Regions from separate parts of the Mus musculus genome. Here region 2 is linked to region 1. A link is a loop called in an ENCODE intact Hi-C map of the cell type or tissue named here. Cell type or tissue: heart. All regions are shown on one strand.

Evidence for each region. Hi-C counts contacts between places; a loop is a spot of excess contacts. Peaks named below come from ENCODE experiments on the same cell type or tissue, not always from the same donor. Only the 100,000 strongest peaks of a DNase experiment are listed, where the experiment ranks them.
Region 2: a loop joins it to region 1, with 3 times the contacts of the local background. A loop is called at or near these places in 9 of 42 quality-filtered maps.

Annotation. Positions count from the first base shown.
Region 1 is chr6:134,858,878-134,866,877 of GRCm38, forward strand. It overlaps a transcript of Crebl2 not described here. Among named protein-coding and RNA genes, the nearest start is that of Crebl2, 33 kb to the left of the region's middle. In heart, no CTCF peak of the experiment used is centred here; a DNase peak (open chromatin) is centred at 4,494; H3K4me3 peaks cover 670 bases.
Region 2 is chr6:134,420,802-134,428,801 of GRCm38, forward strand. It overlaps Bcl2l14 (BCL2-like 14 (apoptosis facilitator)), which reads left to right. Exons shown (of 7, transcript NM_025778.3): 3 at 2,810-3,261; 4 at 6,495-6,659. The coding sequence starts at 2,817. Among named protein-coding and RNA genes, the nearest start is that of 4933406J09Rik, 21 kb to the left of the region's middle. In heart, CTCF peaks have their summits at 4,509 (motif pointing right) and 6,555 (motif pointing right); a DNase peak (open chromatin) is centred at 4,820; H3K27ac peaks cover 284 bases; H3K27me3 peaks cover 292 bases.

The DNA.
Region 1 (8,000 bases):
AAAGAATTGTACAATTATATTTTTATGAAAAATAAAGTATCTTCACCAAAATAACGTTCAGTTGCCTGTTTGACAGCACTGGGGTAACTGTGTACACCTACAGCCGCTAGAGCCGGACAGCCTGACTTCAGGCCCCACATGGTAGAACGGGGAGAACTAGAGTGGTGGGCTAACCTCTGCTTCCACGGTCAAGTGTGCTGAAGACTGCTTACTGCTCTTGTAGAAGACCCAGGTTCAGTTCCCAGCACCCAGGTAACTAACTACAGTTGCAGGAGATCCCATGAGCCCCTGCACATAGGTGTTGCATAGGCGTTCACTAAGGCAAGCACACAGACACATGATCCTTTCTTATTTAAATGTATGGGGCGGGTCCTTAGTCCATTTTCTGAGTCACAGGGGTATGAAAACCTGCCTGTTAAATAACACGGGATTGGCTTGGCAAGATGGTCAGCAGGTAAAGGCGCTTGCCACCACACTGACAACCTGAGTTGATCCCTAGAACCCACACATACAGCAGAAGGGAAAGCCCCCTCCCCCAAACTGTCTTTTGACCACACCCATAGACAAACTAAATAAATCTGAAAATAAAAATATTCACAGTATGTAAGGATTTAAGTTATCAAAAATAGAAGTGTTTGGGGCTGGTGAGATGGCTCGGTGGTTAAGAGCGCAGACGGCTCTTCCGAAGGTCCTGAGTTCAAGTCCTAGGAACCACATGGTGGCTTGCAACCATCTGTAATGAGATCTAACACCCTCTTCTGAAGTGTCTGAAGACAGCTACAGTGTGCTTACATATAATAAATAAATCTTAAAAAAAGATTTAATGAGCTCATATCAAAATGCAGTATTAGGATATTCCCAGGTGGTTTCTATATATTGTTATACTTATCCTTTGAGTTGGTATAATTGGAGGCTCTTTGTGGCAATAATAGCCTTCAATTAGTTAGGTTCATTTTAAGAACCACTTATTTACTCTCTGTCTTACTTGATTACAAGTGGTCATTAATCTGTCTGGACTGTCATGTAAAGTTTTGCTGAGTGTGCACTGCACAAAGTCACTCAGTTAAAGTGTCTGATGGGCCTGATCTCCAGATCCAGTTCCCCCTTAAGAAGCCCTCATGGAAGAAAACCTCCTACCATCTGCTCATTGAACCATTCCCGTTGCCTAGGCCTGCCTAGAACTTACTCAATCGGCACACCTTTTTATATTCCTCAACTCACTAGGGGTGCCTGTGTGAAAAGTATGCAAAATAATGGCATTTTACAGCTTGCTTTAACCCAAGTAAGTGTGCCTCTTCTCCCTGTTCAGTGACATCAGTTTGGTAGTTATTCAGCAGGGGTATAGGTGTGTGTACTCTGTGGATATAGGTGAATGCTACAGACCATGGACAGTCAGGCTCCGATGCACCCCTGGAAATGGCCAAAATGGGGGTCAATACAGCTCAGAACAGTACATCTGAGACACAGAGTATAGAGGGTGAAGAACTGGCTGAAGGAACTCAGACTGTAAACAGCACGGAGCTGTCCAGAAAGTCAGATTATGGCACAGGACACATTGTAGCTGTGACTGAAACTGTTGCAGCCCTGTCCCACTCTAGGAACCATGAGGCAGAAGATCAGCTGTGTTTATTTTTCTTTTCTATCTTTATTTAAACAGGGTTTCACTATGCAGTTCTGGCTGGCCTGGAGCTCGATTTGTAAACCAGGCTGTCCTGGAACTGAGATCGACATGCCTTGTTTCTTTGAGTGCTGGGATTAAAGGGCTATGCTACTATACCCAGCCTTCAGTTGAATTCTTAATCCTGGGGTCACCACAAACTCAACTAATCTACTACTTGCTTGTTACAGGGTCCCAAGCATGGCTGGGCTGTGCTGGGCTGTGCTGGGCTGGGCTGGAGTTAGGCAGTGAGCTGTGCCTAGCAGACTATTCTGTTGGATAAAGATCTGAACGGGAAAAGCCCAGTCCGGTCTCGTGTCCCTCAGCAACCTCTTCCTGGCAAGCACTTTCAAGACTCTGGGACCAATGACTCTGAACTGAGTCTGAAGGCCAGGACAGACCACCCAGGTCCACAGCCAGAGCACCCCTACTGGGACTACAGCAACAAACAGGAAATGATCCTCATTAAACTTGTCCCGCCCACTTTTAGCTAAAGGTAGAAGGTTCATTCTTAGCAACATCACAAGTTTGGGGCCAACCAGGTCTATATGAGATGCCAACTCAAAAAACACAAGAAGATCAATACATAGTTCTGGACCAGACAGGGCTATAGAGAGAGATCTTGTCTTAAAATAACCAAACAAAACAAAGAAGAGCAAAAATACTGATACAAACGTGCTGTTCAAGCTGGAGCAGCCAAACCCAAGAGCCACGGGAAGAGAAAGGAATATCAGAAAGACACAGCAAACATCCCTTCACGTCATGGCTCGTCTGTGAGGCCTGGGAGGAGATGCAAGTGGAGAATGCCCCGGGCCTTGTTAGAGTGACCCTCGTCGTTTAGTATTCCCAGCCAAAAAGGACAAAACTATGAGAACATGAGCTTTTCAACCAGAGAGATCAGGAACTCTGCCTAGTATGGAAAAAAAAAAGTCTTTGAAAACTCTAAAGCCTCCCGGAGCGGGACATCATGGGAGCGTCTTGAGGACAAATGCGGAAACGGGCCAGGCGCTGAACTCGATGGGTAGAGTGCTTGTCTGGCAGACACCAGCTCAAACGTCCCCGGCACCACACAGACAGGGTGTGAACACCTGCAATCCCAGCACGCAGGAGGTGGCAGATCAGAAGTTCAAAGTCACCCTGAGCAGGGTTCGAGGGACTGTGATAGACTCTTCTCAAAAGGAGGGAGAGAGCGAACCTAACAAATGAGACAGGAATTCATTAAACAGGGGGTGGGTACAGGCCAACTTGAAGCACAGAGCAGGGAAGGCTGTCATCAGACCCTTGTCAATCTTCTGCACTTTCTTTTCTCAATGAGCCTGGAAATCACTGGTTTCCCGCCATCAGGTTCCAGGGATCTCCTGTGGCCACCTATCCAGTGCTGGGTTTAGAGATGGGAACCAGAGCCAGGTTGCCATGACTACATAAAAGAACAGTATCCACCTTACTGCAGCGTCTCTGGAACGTTTCCCTAAAGGAGCATCAGTCTTCTGCATCTACGCTTTGGTTAGTAAAGTGCTGGAAGGCCATGTCGACTGTTGCATGCTCCAAACCACATGATGTCCTCCGACCTCCAGGTCTGCCTCCTCAGCCTGCGTTTGGTCACCCTGGGGAGCTAAAATCCCACGTCCTTCAAGTATGAAGGCAATCCAAACTCTGTAACGTCTACTGTATAACTCAGAGCTGATGGAGTCAGTCACTAAAGCAATACCTTTGTTTTGACTTGGTTTGGTTTGGTTTTTGTTTTCCCACACACTCCTGTAGCCAATCCTGGCCTTGAATTCCTAACTCTCTTGTCTGTACCTCCCACATGCTGGGGTTATAGACATGGGTTTAGATAAGGGTTATAATAGACACACACACACACACACACACACACACACACGCGCGCGCGCCACAGCATGCATAGAGATCAGAGTTCAAACGATGGGAATCTGTTTTCTCCTTCCACCTTGTGGGTTTAGGGGACCAAACTCAGGAGCCAGGCTCAGTGTCAAGCACCCTTAAACACTGAATCATCTCACTGGACTCCAAAAACCCTCTTAAAAGAGGCTTCTGCGAAAGAATAGATAGCACTTCTTGACATGTCCACACTTGGGAAAAGTCCAGAACCTACCAGATTGTAGCAGCTCAAAAAAATTAAAGAGGGTCTGAGAGGCCTGAGGTCAGTGAGACCGGCCTGCAGTGAATTCCTTCCACACCAAGTCAAATTGTCTGTTTAACCCTGCACATGCGCACCCACTCAGGGGAAAGCGTGTATTGCCATGGAGACATCTGCATGTCCTCTGAACCTAATTATGAAAGCAGCCGAGGGGCAGGCAGGAGCTCGGTCTGTACAGAGCTCACCGAGCGTGCACCAAGTCCAAGCAACAGATGGGGTTGCTGCCAGCAATGAAAAAAATCTAGTGTGGTCACGCGTGCCTGTAATCCCAGGACTGGGGACGTACAGGCAGGAGGATCGGGGAGTTCAGAGCCAGCCCAGGATACATGAGAAGCTGACTTACAAAGAAAAAAAAAAAAAAAAAAAAAGGAACAGAAAACGGAGAGGCCACGGTAAGTGCTGTGGATTTGGCGGTCTGTTGGGGCCTTTTGAGCATGATCACATTTGTAAAATAGTTTAAAACAATATTTTGAGTAGCGATTTCGCGCCCGTAACGGGTATTATTTGCTGGGGAATTTCCTCTGATGTTTAGAAGCTTTGCGTTTGGAGCACACTGATTGATGAACCCACAGCTGAGTCTGGGTGCTCTGCAAGCTTGGCTGTGTGGTTGCTAAGAGACCAAGATTTCTCTGAATTCCAATGAGTAGCTGGGTGAAAACTCTGCCCGCTAGCCACAGCGCCGCCAAGCGGCGTCTCTCAGAACTGCGTCCGGATTCTTCAGTCTTCCCTTCCTGGTGAATTTGAACAAAGGCGGGCTGTGTGTGCATCCTTTCAAGGTCTGCGCGCAGGGAGGACGTTTTTTTTTTTCTCCAACACACGAATTGTGTCGCAGTAAGCAGGAGTGACACAGAACTGGGTACCAAATTAAAAGTAAATATTAAATAAAATATATTGGGGTCGGGGCGGGGGGGGGGACCATATAGCAGAAGAACCATATAGCAGGTGTGTGGTGAAAGAAAAACTTTGTAGAGCTGGCTCTTTCCGTTCAGGGACAGAACTCAGTCAAATTGGTGGCAAGCACCTTTACCAGCTGAGCCATCTCACCCACTTAGTTTGCCAGGAATGGTAGATCACCCTTAACTTTACTTATTGGCTTGATTTCAGTCTTGTAAAAGGTAAGAGGCTTCCTCTGCTCTGGGAAAAAAATGTAATTTAGATTAATATTTTCTAAAGATTTTTTTATTGATTATATGTAAGTGCACTGTGGCTGTCTTCAGACACTCCAGAAGAGGGAGTCAGATCTTGTTACAGATGGTTGTGAGCCACCATGTGGTTGCTGGAATTTGAACTCCAGACCTTCGGAAGAGCAGTCGGGTGCTCTTACCCACTGAGCCATCTCACCAGCCCCTAGATTAATATTTTTAAAATTTATTTTTATTTTATGTGCATTGGTGTTCTGCCTGTATATATGTCTGTGTGAGGGCGTCAGATCCCCTGGAACTGGAATTAGGCAGTTGTGAGCTGCCCGGTGGGTGCTGGGAATTGAACTCAGGACCTCTAAAAGAGCAGTCAGTGCTCTTAACCACTGAGCCATTTCTCCAAGCCTTCTAAATTAATACTTTTATTTATTTACTTTTTATGAGACATAGTCTTACTTTGTAGCCTAGGCTGGCCTGGAACTCAACTATGATAGTCCAGGCCGACCTCCAACTTAGGACAGTCTTCAACCTCCTAAGAGCTAAAGCACGAACCACCAAACCTGCCTACATCTTTCTGATTTTTAAGTCTGTGTGGGTTGGGGGAATGTTGGGGACTAACCCTAATTCTTACATATTAGACCACCACTTTGCCATTTGGCTATACCTTCCTCCTCCTCCTCCTCTTCCTCCTCCTCCTTTTTAATTTTAAGACTCGGGGCATGTTGGCATATGACTTTAATCCCAGCACTCTGGAGGCAAAGGTAGGCAGATCTATATGAGTCTGAGTCTTGCCTGGTCTCCATAGTGACAAATAACCCCCTCCAAAAAAAAAAAAAAAAAGATTAAGTTTCTAAAAAAAACATAAAATAACAAAGCTAGATGTGGTGCTGCAAACTGGTGTCACCCCAGTATTTGGAAGGTAAAAACAGGAGAGTCAGGAGTTCAAGGCTAACTTTGTCTTTATATAAAGTTCTAAACCAGTTTAGGCTACTTGAGACTGTATCAGAAACAAAAATCCACAAATAAGGAAAGCTGGGCAGCTGTGCCGATTATTTAGAGTCATCTGGAAAGAGGAACCCGAATGGAGAAGACATCTCCATCAGGCTGGCCTGGAAGCACACCTGTTGGAGTATTCTCCTGACAGATGATGGATATGGGAAAGCCTAGACCACTGGGTTGGTTGTCCTGTGCTGTGTAAATAAGCAAGTTGAGCAAGCCAGTGAGTAGCATTATTCCCTGGTCTGTGCTTCAGTTTCTGACTCCAGGCTTCTGCCTTGACGTCCCTTCGTGATAGACTGTGATAGGGACATGTGAGGCAAAATAAACCCTTTCCTCCCCAACTAGCCTTTGGTCATGGTGTTTACCACAGGAACAGAAGCAAGCTAAGATAGCCATTGTGCTTGCTGAGTGAGCTTGGCATGAATATGTACACACACACACACACACACACACACACACACACACACACACACACACACACATTAAGTTAAATAGGGTCTGAAGAAATAGCTCAACAATTAAGAGCATTGGCTGGTCTCCCAGGTTCAATTCCCAGCACCCACTCAGCTGCTCACAACTAACTACAGCTCCAGAGGATCTGATGTCCTCTTCTGGCCTCCACAGGCACCTGCACACATCTACAATACACACACTGACTGTGTATACATACATACATACACACACACACACACACACACACACACACACACACACACACACACACACACACAAATAAAAATACAATAAATCTTTAAAATAAATAAGTGCCTGCAGGTGGGCAGAGGCAGGCAGATTTTTGAGTTCAAGGCCAGCCTGGTCCTGAGGACAGCCAGGACTACAGAGAAACATTGTCTTGAAAAGCAGAAGAAAAACAAAATAAAACAGAAAACCAATCAATCAGTCAAGCAGCCAAACAACCAGAAGGGTCTTTTCCACTGAAGTCTGAGCCATAAAATGCAGGGCTCAGTGAGACAGGTGTCTGACTCATTTCATTCCAGACACATTAGCCAAGCATGTGAGGAGAAGGAAGAAAGGAAAAAATGAGTTTTTATTAGCCTTTGTATTGGTCCTTTGAAGGAAGCATCTCAACCTAAAAGCTTGCCTGAAGGTATATTTTGTTGTCCTTTCTCTTGCTGGCCGGGAGTTTACGGTGTGTAGACCAGGCTAACCCTTGAAATTCCAGATCCTCCTGCCTCTGCCTCCTGAGTGCTGATAATGAGGGTGTGCCAGCCTGTCAGCTTCTGTGGATGATTGTAGATCAAAATCTAACGGCTCTGTTTGGGGATTTCCTTGGCCTTTGAGATTGGCTCTAACTACATAGCCCTGGCTGTCCTGAACCTTGCTATGTAGTCCAGAATGGCTTAAACACAGATCTGCCTGTTTTGCCTCCTGAGTGCTGGGATTTGAAGTGTGTGCCCCGACACCTGGCCTGCACTGATGCTCTGTCACCGAGAACAGACTACCTTCTGGATCTCAGACCATTCGGTACCAGAGGTCGAGGAGCCAATCTATGGCCAAGAGAAAAGTGTGAGCCAGCTCATTACACTCCATCTTGATGCCATCAGAACGACGGCTTATTTCCGACTGTACTGTTCTACTGAGGTTGTGATCAGGCCTACAGGGCATGTCTGGGTGGGACCACTCATGTTCTCTAAGGAGACAGCTGATATGGTGAGGAACAAGCCACAGGGTTGTAGGAGGGCCCGAGTCAGAATACCAGCTGTCAGACTCCAACCTGACAAGCTGCCTCATGGAGAAGTTCCAGTCTCATGATCTGGTGAATAGAGATGATCATAAACTCATCGCAGGTGATGCTGAAGCAAGATCACCTTGAGGGGCTGGTGAGATGGCTCAGTGGGTAAGAGCACCCGACTGCTCTTCCAAAGGTCCGAAGTTCAAGTCCCAGCAACCACATGGTGGCTCACAACCATCCAAAATGAGATCTGACTCCCTCTTCTGGAGTGTCTGAAGACAGCTACAGTGTACTTATATATAATAAAAATAGATAAATCTTAAAAAAAAAAAAAAAGATCACTTTGAGTATGTA
Region 2 (8,000 bases), 440 kb before region 1:
CATCAAAGCCAAGGTAGGGGAGTTAGAGAACATTCTCGGTCTAGACAAGAGGAGGTTTGCTTGTTTATTTTCTTATGGTGCTGGGAACCCAGGTCCTTGTGTGTGTTAGGTAAGTGTGTTGTCACTGAGCTAGATCCTTGACATGTGAATCTCAGTTTATGTAGAAAACAAGGACCAAAGAGATTGAATCGCCCAATGGTAATGTGAGTTTGGAGCTGTCAGACCATGATCACAAGTCCCACACTCGAGTCCAGTCTGCCTGTCTGAACCATGTCCCACTGCTTAAATCCCTGTCTGATGCTATCCTGTCCTTCTATAGGTTGGCCCTGGTATGGGAGAGCACAGTGGAAGGGAAAAGAGGAATGTGCCAGTGGATTACACTAAGAGCACTTTAGCTCCATCATGATTACAGTATCTTCAGCTCTCAGGCCAAAAACAAAACAGGACCAGCAAGAGAAGGAAGCTTAGCTAAGACCCCCACCAAGGACAGAGGCAGGGAAAGTTATACAGTCCCACGCTACACAGTAATGTTCTGGCCAACCATGGTCAAATACAAAGTATAAGGATTGTTCCTTGAGATCATATCAGCAACTGGTCTGATAACCCTCTTAGCATGCATCAGTATACAGTTTGCAGTATGTCACCTGATGACCTGTTTTCAAGACATGTTCTTGTCAGCAATTGATGTGCACATGACAAAAGAAGAATAAGATAGTCGCTGACCTGAACTTGCAATCTTTCTGCCTAGTGTTGATCATAAGCTACCGTGCCTGGTATAACTTTCATTTTATATACATGCATATACACATACATATATTTATATATTCACATATATTATTATTGTATAGTGTGTATGTGCACATACATGCCACCCGTGCATTATCTTCTACACTCACAATCTGTGACATGTCTTTAGACCAGTCTGAGGGGTCTCTGCTCCCTCTGCAGAGGCTGTGGTGCACTTAGCCTCTCCTCTCTGCCTTCTGAGGTACCTTCTGCCTCAGCTTGCATGGCTTGTTTCCTGTAATTGGCTCTCGGAGTAAGCTGTCACTGAGTAAGAGGTCCCGTTATTTATTTACGTTATGATATTGAAAGGCAGTAATGGGCGTTGTAGGGAGCTCTTCCATGTTCCTATGGGAGAACATGATCACATAATTCCTTTAGGAATAACACCCCAAGCCTGGAAATGGGCAGAAGTGGTTCGATCATCTTCATTTCCTCCAAATAACCATATGGGCAGAAGGAGTGGACGCTGCACCATTTTCTTTGTTGAAGTTATCCTAGAATTACCCCTTTTTGGTTCCCTGCCAGAGAATCTCCGCCTTGGCAGAGAGTTTGCTTTGCTGAGCACCAAGGCCTTCTCTCCCTTTTCATCTCAGATGCAAGAAAGCCTGGCCTTCCATTTATCCTTCCATTCAAAATTCAGCTGAGGCTGTATTGTCAAACAGCTTGTGCTTCAGGTCTAAGGGTCTTCTAATCCGAATTCGAATCCGAAGCTTACCTACAACAGTAACTAGTTTGTGCCCTATGGAAAACAGCATTCCATATCTGACCCTGAGATTTCTGTGGACTGACTAGGAATTACAACACCCACAGGGTATGGAGTATTGTGAGTGTAGAAGGTCTTTGCTCAATACCTTACTCGAAAGTGGTAGCTATGAGGCTGGTAAGGCAGCTCAGCAAGTGCTTGATGCACAAACCTCCCAACCTGAGAGTCATCCCCAGAACCCACGTGGTGGAAAGAGAACTGAACCATAGACCTCCACATGTGGCATGTGTAGGCACATACACATTAAATAATTAATAACAGCAACAATAATAATAAAAGTGTATGTAAACATATGTGTGTGCATATGTATGTATACGTGTGTGTGTCTACACCTGCCTTTTCACTTATTTTCTCTGAATGATTCCAAATTATTGAGTTTGGGGCCAGCCTGGGCTACATGACACAAGCCCTGGCCATCAGATACCTGTGTTGTACCATTCTCAGCAAACTTCAAGCATGTCTTCATAAGTTCTCTGCCCATGCAGTTTTTTGGTTTGTTTGGTTCATTAGTTTGCTTTGCTTTGGTTTTTGAATTTTTGTTTGTTTGTTTGTTTTTTGAGACAGGTTTTGTCTGTGTAGCCCTGACTGTCCTGGAACTCACTCTGTAGACCAGGGTGGCCTTGAACTCAGAAATCCACCTGCCTCTGCCTCCCAAATGCTGAGATTAAAGGCGTGCACCACCACTTCCCCAGCATGGTTCTTGGTTTTTATTTGTTTGATGGGTTGAGTTTTGTTTTCCCAAGACAAAGTTTCTCTATGTAGCCTTGGCTGCCCTAGAACTAGCTTTGTAGACCAGACTGTCCTCAAACTCACAGAGACTTGCCTGCCTCTGCCTCTCAAGTGATGGGATTAAAGGTGTGTGCCACCACCTCCAGGCAACTGGCCATGAAGTTTTAAAGATAAAGCACATCCCCTGTCTTTCTGTTGCCTTCACCTGTTCCATATGAAGCGGACTTTCCCCCTGCCTCCCCACACCCAGCTATCTTCCCCTCCGTTAGAGCCCGTAGTCTGTCATTACCTGGCTTGTGTATGCTTCTGTCTCCCCCCCCCTGCCCCCCCCCGTCCCAGTATAACCCTAAGCTGGCCTCCAACTTGTTAAGTACCCCAGGCTCTTCTGACACTGGTTACTCCTGCCTATCCTAACAATGTGATCTCAGAGCCAAAAGATGCTCTCCCAGGTCTCCCCCATGCTTTCTCTTAACCTGCAAAGCAAATGCCCCCCTCCCCCACGCTAAGCACCTTTGCCCTCTGTCGTTCCAGACCCAGCATGTGCAGCACCAGTGTGTATGACCTGGAAGACATTCCCCTGGAGGATGATGATCCAAACAGCATAGAGTTCAAAATCCTGGCCTTCTACGCCAGACACCATGTCTTCAAGAACACCCCGGCTGTCTTCTCGCCCAAGCTCTCCAGAACAAGGAGTCTGTCCCAGAAAGCCCTGGGGACTTGGTCAACTGATTCCTGGACACAGGTATCATTGCCTTGCAGAGGTTCCCCCTCCAGCGAAAAGAACATCAGCTTGGGCAAGAAGAAGTCTTCTTGGAGAACACTCTTCAGGGTGGCCGAGAAGGAGGAAGGCCTGCCGAGCTCCCCAAAGGAGATCCGAGCTCAGGGTCCTCAGGGCCCCTTCCCGGTAGAGCGGCAGAGTGGCTTCCACAACCAGCACTGGCCCAGGTCTCTGAGCAGTGTGGAGCAGCGCCTGGAGAGTGAAGGTAGGCTTGTGAACAGCTCTGCCTAGCACCACTCTCCTTCCTTGTGTGTGCCAAGAGGCTGGCCTCCTCTTACCTGCTGAAGATAGAGGCCTTTCCACTTCTTTAATTTCCGCCGTAACCACCCACTTTCCCCAAGGAGGGAAGGGTGGGAGGGGATGGTGGCAGTAGGGGTTTTCTGGCTCTGTGATGGTAAAGAAGCTTGCTTTGAGAGAGAAGGCACCTTAGCCAGGGCAGAGGCTTTGCCTCTTCCTGGGCCAGTTCACCTCTGGGGAGCCTGGGTACTGTGTTTACACCCATATACTGGAGAGTCACACCCTCTCCTACTTCTTCCGGTTGATGGAAAGACCAAAGAGAAGAGCCAGATGATGGAGGCAGGACTTTCAAGGGTTCATGGCCAGCCTTGGCTATATAGTGAGATGAATGCCAACCTGGGCTACATGAGACCCTGTCTTAAACAACAAATAAACAAACAATGGAAAGAGGGAGAAAGAGAAAGGGAAGGAAGGAGAAGGGAGAGAAGAGAAAAGAGAGGGGGCAGTGGGAAGAGGCATGAGAGGAGTAACAGGGATGAAGAGGGAAGGAAGAAGGGAGGGAGGGAGGGAGGGAAAGAATAAAGGAAGGAAGGTAGGAAGGAAAGAAGGAAAGAAAGACACTCAGGCAAAGAGATAGAAGCAGATAGGTTTTCAGTTGAACACACTGGCTCATACCTGCCGTCCTCAGCATTCAGAAAGAAAAGCATGGCCAGTTCTAGGCTAGCCTGGGGTACTTAACAAGTTGGAGGCCAGCTTAGGGTTATACTGTAAGATTGTCTTGGAAAACTGAAAAGAAACAAAATACTTTTCAGAACATAAGCCACCGGGCTGGAGAGATGGCTCAGCAGTTAAGAGCACTGCTGCTCTTCCAGAGGTCCTGAGTTCAAATCCCAGCACCCATGTGCTAGCTCACAAAGTGTGTAACTATAGTCCCATGGGATCCGATGCCATCTTCTGGTATGCGTGCAGACAATCTTTTAAAAAGGGAAGTTTTTCAAAAAATGTAAACTATTCTTTTTTTAAAAAAACTGATAAAGTCTTCCCTTGTTAGGAAAAAAGAAATTGTACTATCACTGAGGGCTTTACCTCCACCCACTTTACCACCACTGAAGTGCCCTTTACCTCAGCAGACGCTTCTCCCGCCATCCCACCCACTCCCACCTCAGCAGAGCCCCTTCCTGCCAGGTTTGTTGGGCCTAGGAAACTTGTCCATAGTTAGTCAGCAGATGGCAGTAACGGCTCAGTTTTAAAGGGCTGTGATCATTCTAAGTTGGAATCAGCCCTGCATGGACATGGATGGCTCCAAACCAGCCTGTGACCAAGGGAACTTCTTCAGTTAGACTGCGAGGATGCAGGCTCCTAAGAATACGCAGAACCCATCACTCAAGAGGCAGTGAGACTTTGTGGCGGACACACTGCCTGAACCACACGAAGCCATCTTCTCAGATTTGTTCATCTGCTTCTAAATGCACGGGTGGCTGAGGCCACAGCAAGAGGGGTTCCGCCCTCCTCTCCTGCCCTGTCTTCCCACGCATGCGTCAGCAACTGTGGATCAGAGCTGGAGGCCCCAATGACCTGGCTTTAGGGGTCACTGTGGCCTGCACAGAGACAGGAAGTTTCCACAGCCTTCCTTCCGCATTTCCTAGAGGAAATGACAAAAGTATTGTTTGGCTTTCCCTCCTAACTTTTCAAAAGAAATCACTCACATCATCTCCTCCCCTTTTAGAAAGAAGAAAAATAAATTTCAGATGAGATTAAGAATAAAAACTAAATTTGAGAGAGTGGGTTTATTGGCTAAATTGTATCTTAGGCTTAATAACCATATATTACAATGTATATAACCATAATACAGAGAGGTTTTTGTTTTAAGATTTATTTATGTATGAGTACACTGTCACTGTCTTCAGACACACCAGAAGAGGGCATTGGATCCCATTACAGATGGTTGTGAGCCACTATGTGGTTGCTGGGAATTGAACTCAGGACTTCTGGAAGAGCAGCCAGTGCTGAGCCATCTCTCCAGCTCCCATAATACATAGTTTTATGCATATCTAATTATATGTTGGATGTTCTGAAGAACATATTCTACAGGGCTGTGGAGATTCTAGATATCATATCTCCATTCAAGTAGAAAGAAAAGAGAAAGGCAGAGATGGCTTTCTTTCTAGATTATTCTAGATTATTTGGATATGTGTGTATATATATATATATATATACAAATATACATATATGTATGTATGTATGGGTTTATTTACTACTTATTTGAGATAGGACCTCGCTATGTAGCCAAGACTAACCCCTACCTCTTGACCCACCCCCATCATTAATTACTGTGAATGAATGCTCTTCTCCAAATACAGTATGATTACACTCAGCTACTCCACTTGGGACCAAACACAGAACCACTTCAAGTTCCTACAGTGAGCTGATTGGTGGAACACCAGTGACTACCCAACAAGTCAGCCAAGTACCTGCCTGCTCTACCCCGCCTTCCCCAAGCGGATACAAAGCTGCATTGTTTCTGGGTGGCTATAACTTGAGTCTATGCCGTGTAAATCTTCCTTCCTTGAGTGGAAACACACAGTACATCCCTTCCTGGCTTACAAATTCAGGAAAGATGAGTTGTATGTTACACACTTTTCTGAGCTATCTGTAGTCTGTGCTGGTCTGACACTCACGACCTTGCAGCCCTGGACTCCTGAGTGCTGAGGTGACAGATGTGGTCGTGTGTATGAAGCCTTGTTTACCTATAAGCATTACTTGAATGTTTTCTATTAAACTTAAGGGGAAATTTGTGACTATAAAAGCAAGGAGTATCAGACTACTGAACACTTTCCTGGGAACTGAGAGATCACCTCTCCTTCTCCAATGTATAAAGGTTACCCTCAAATGTAATTAAGCTTAATAAAAATAAAAGCACCAAGAACATTCTTTCAAGCAATGCTAGCACCCCACGCCATGTTGGGTGCATTTCTTTGCAAGGGAGAAAAGATGAAGGTGTGGAAGGGCCCCTGTATACTGCCCCCTTACCCCAGCCTATGGGGAATTGCTAGTCCCTTCTGAAGACTGTCCCGCTTCAAACACAAACTCCTGGGCATAGTCCTTTTATCTGAGGCTGGCCTCTTCATCCTAAACAACCAGAAGTCCACACTGCATCCCCAGTTCTGGGGATGGCCTCTGAGCAGTGCTTTCTTGTTTCAGTTGTGGATTCCAAAGTGGCTTGTATTGCCAACAGAGTGGCTGAAATTGTTTACTCCTGGCCACCACCAGATGTCATCCACAGCCAGGGAGGAAGCAAGCTCAAAGAGAGGGTCTCGGAGATTCTGTACTTCAGGTTTGAAGGACCTTGTGACTCTAAGAATAAAGGTAAGCCCTCCTTGCTGAGTTGAGTGTGTTGGGTTGAGCATGTGCCAGACAGAAGTGTCTGGGTGTGTTTGTGTGGACACAGCTCGGGGCTCTGCAAATTGGGAATCTCAGCCCACTTGAAGGCAACACGATGGAGACCTTGAGCTCTGGCTTAAGACATCACCCAAGACACAGGAATGCCATTAGCTTGTTGGCCAACATGTCAGCCCACTGCTAAGTCAGAAGAAAAGTCTCCCATGGAGGGAGAAGAGGACTAGCTCTAATCACACTAGTACATAGAGTTAGAGCATCAGCCAACCCAGGACCCCTGTGAAACACCCAGTATGGTCAGACATATTTATTTTTCTTGCCATTGTGAGAGAAATGCCTACCAGCAGCAATGTAAGGGAGAAAAAAATTTATTTTGTCTTAGGATTTCAGAGAGTTGCATTCAATGGTTGTTGGCCACATACATTTAGGCAGAAGAACATGGCTGCAGAGTACAGAAGATGGTGGATGTTCATTCTGTAGTCAATCAGGAAGCAAAGAAAGCAGGAAGTGGCCAGTCATAATATACCCCCACAGGCCCGCCCTCAGTTTTCCACTTCCTCCAGGCAGGCCCCACCCCCTAAACCTCCACAACCTTCCCAAACAGTGCCAACCATTGAGGACAGGCATTCAAAGCGTGAACCTGTGGGAAACAATTCATTTTTGATTCAGCAACCCCAGGTCTGATTCAGAAGGTGCTGAAAAAAGGGAGAATTGGGGACTAAATTAGATCAGTCACTGGGTACACTGTAGCAATGGCTGAGACTACTACAGACTCTAGAAGCCTTAGGGAAACCCTGGGATCAGAGGGAAGCACTGAAGGGAGCCGGGTTTGCCTTCCTTCATTGCTGACCTTTGTCTCAGCTCTCTCTCCTCAGCCCCTAGAAGTGCCAAAGTGCCTCCGGGGTCTTTAGCACAGTGAAGGATAGAGCAGAATTCTCTCCACGAAGGCGTCGTTTATCTCAGACCTTGAGACAGGGTGTGGATTTTTTCCACTGTCTGCTGTCTATCCGAAACCAAAAAAAAATGCCAAAGAGGCTTTGAGTGGGGAGCCCTCCAAGCACGCTAACAAGAAAGAGCTGAGGCTTTATTGCCGTCCCAAATGTGCCTGGGAGGTAGAAACTGATCCCGTCAGGCAAGCTAAAGCCAAGGCACTCCTCCCTGCCTACAGGAGGAACCCAAGACTCCAGTACTCTGTCTTTCCCAGAGAGACAGAAGCAGACAGGGCTATGGAGATTTACAGGCGTTTTCTCTCAGGGTTGTGAGTCCAGGACATCACTCTCCTCTCCTCTGCCCTACACCTTCTTGGGCCTG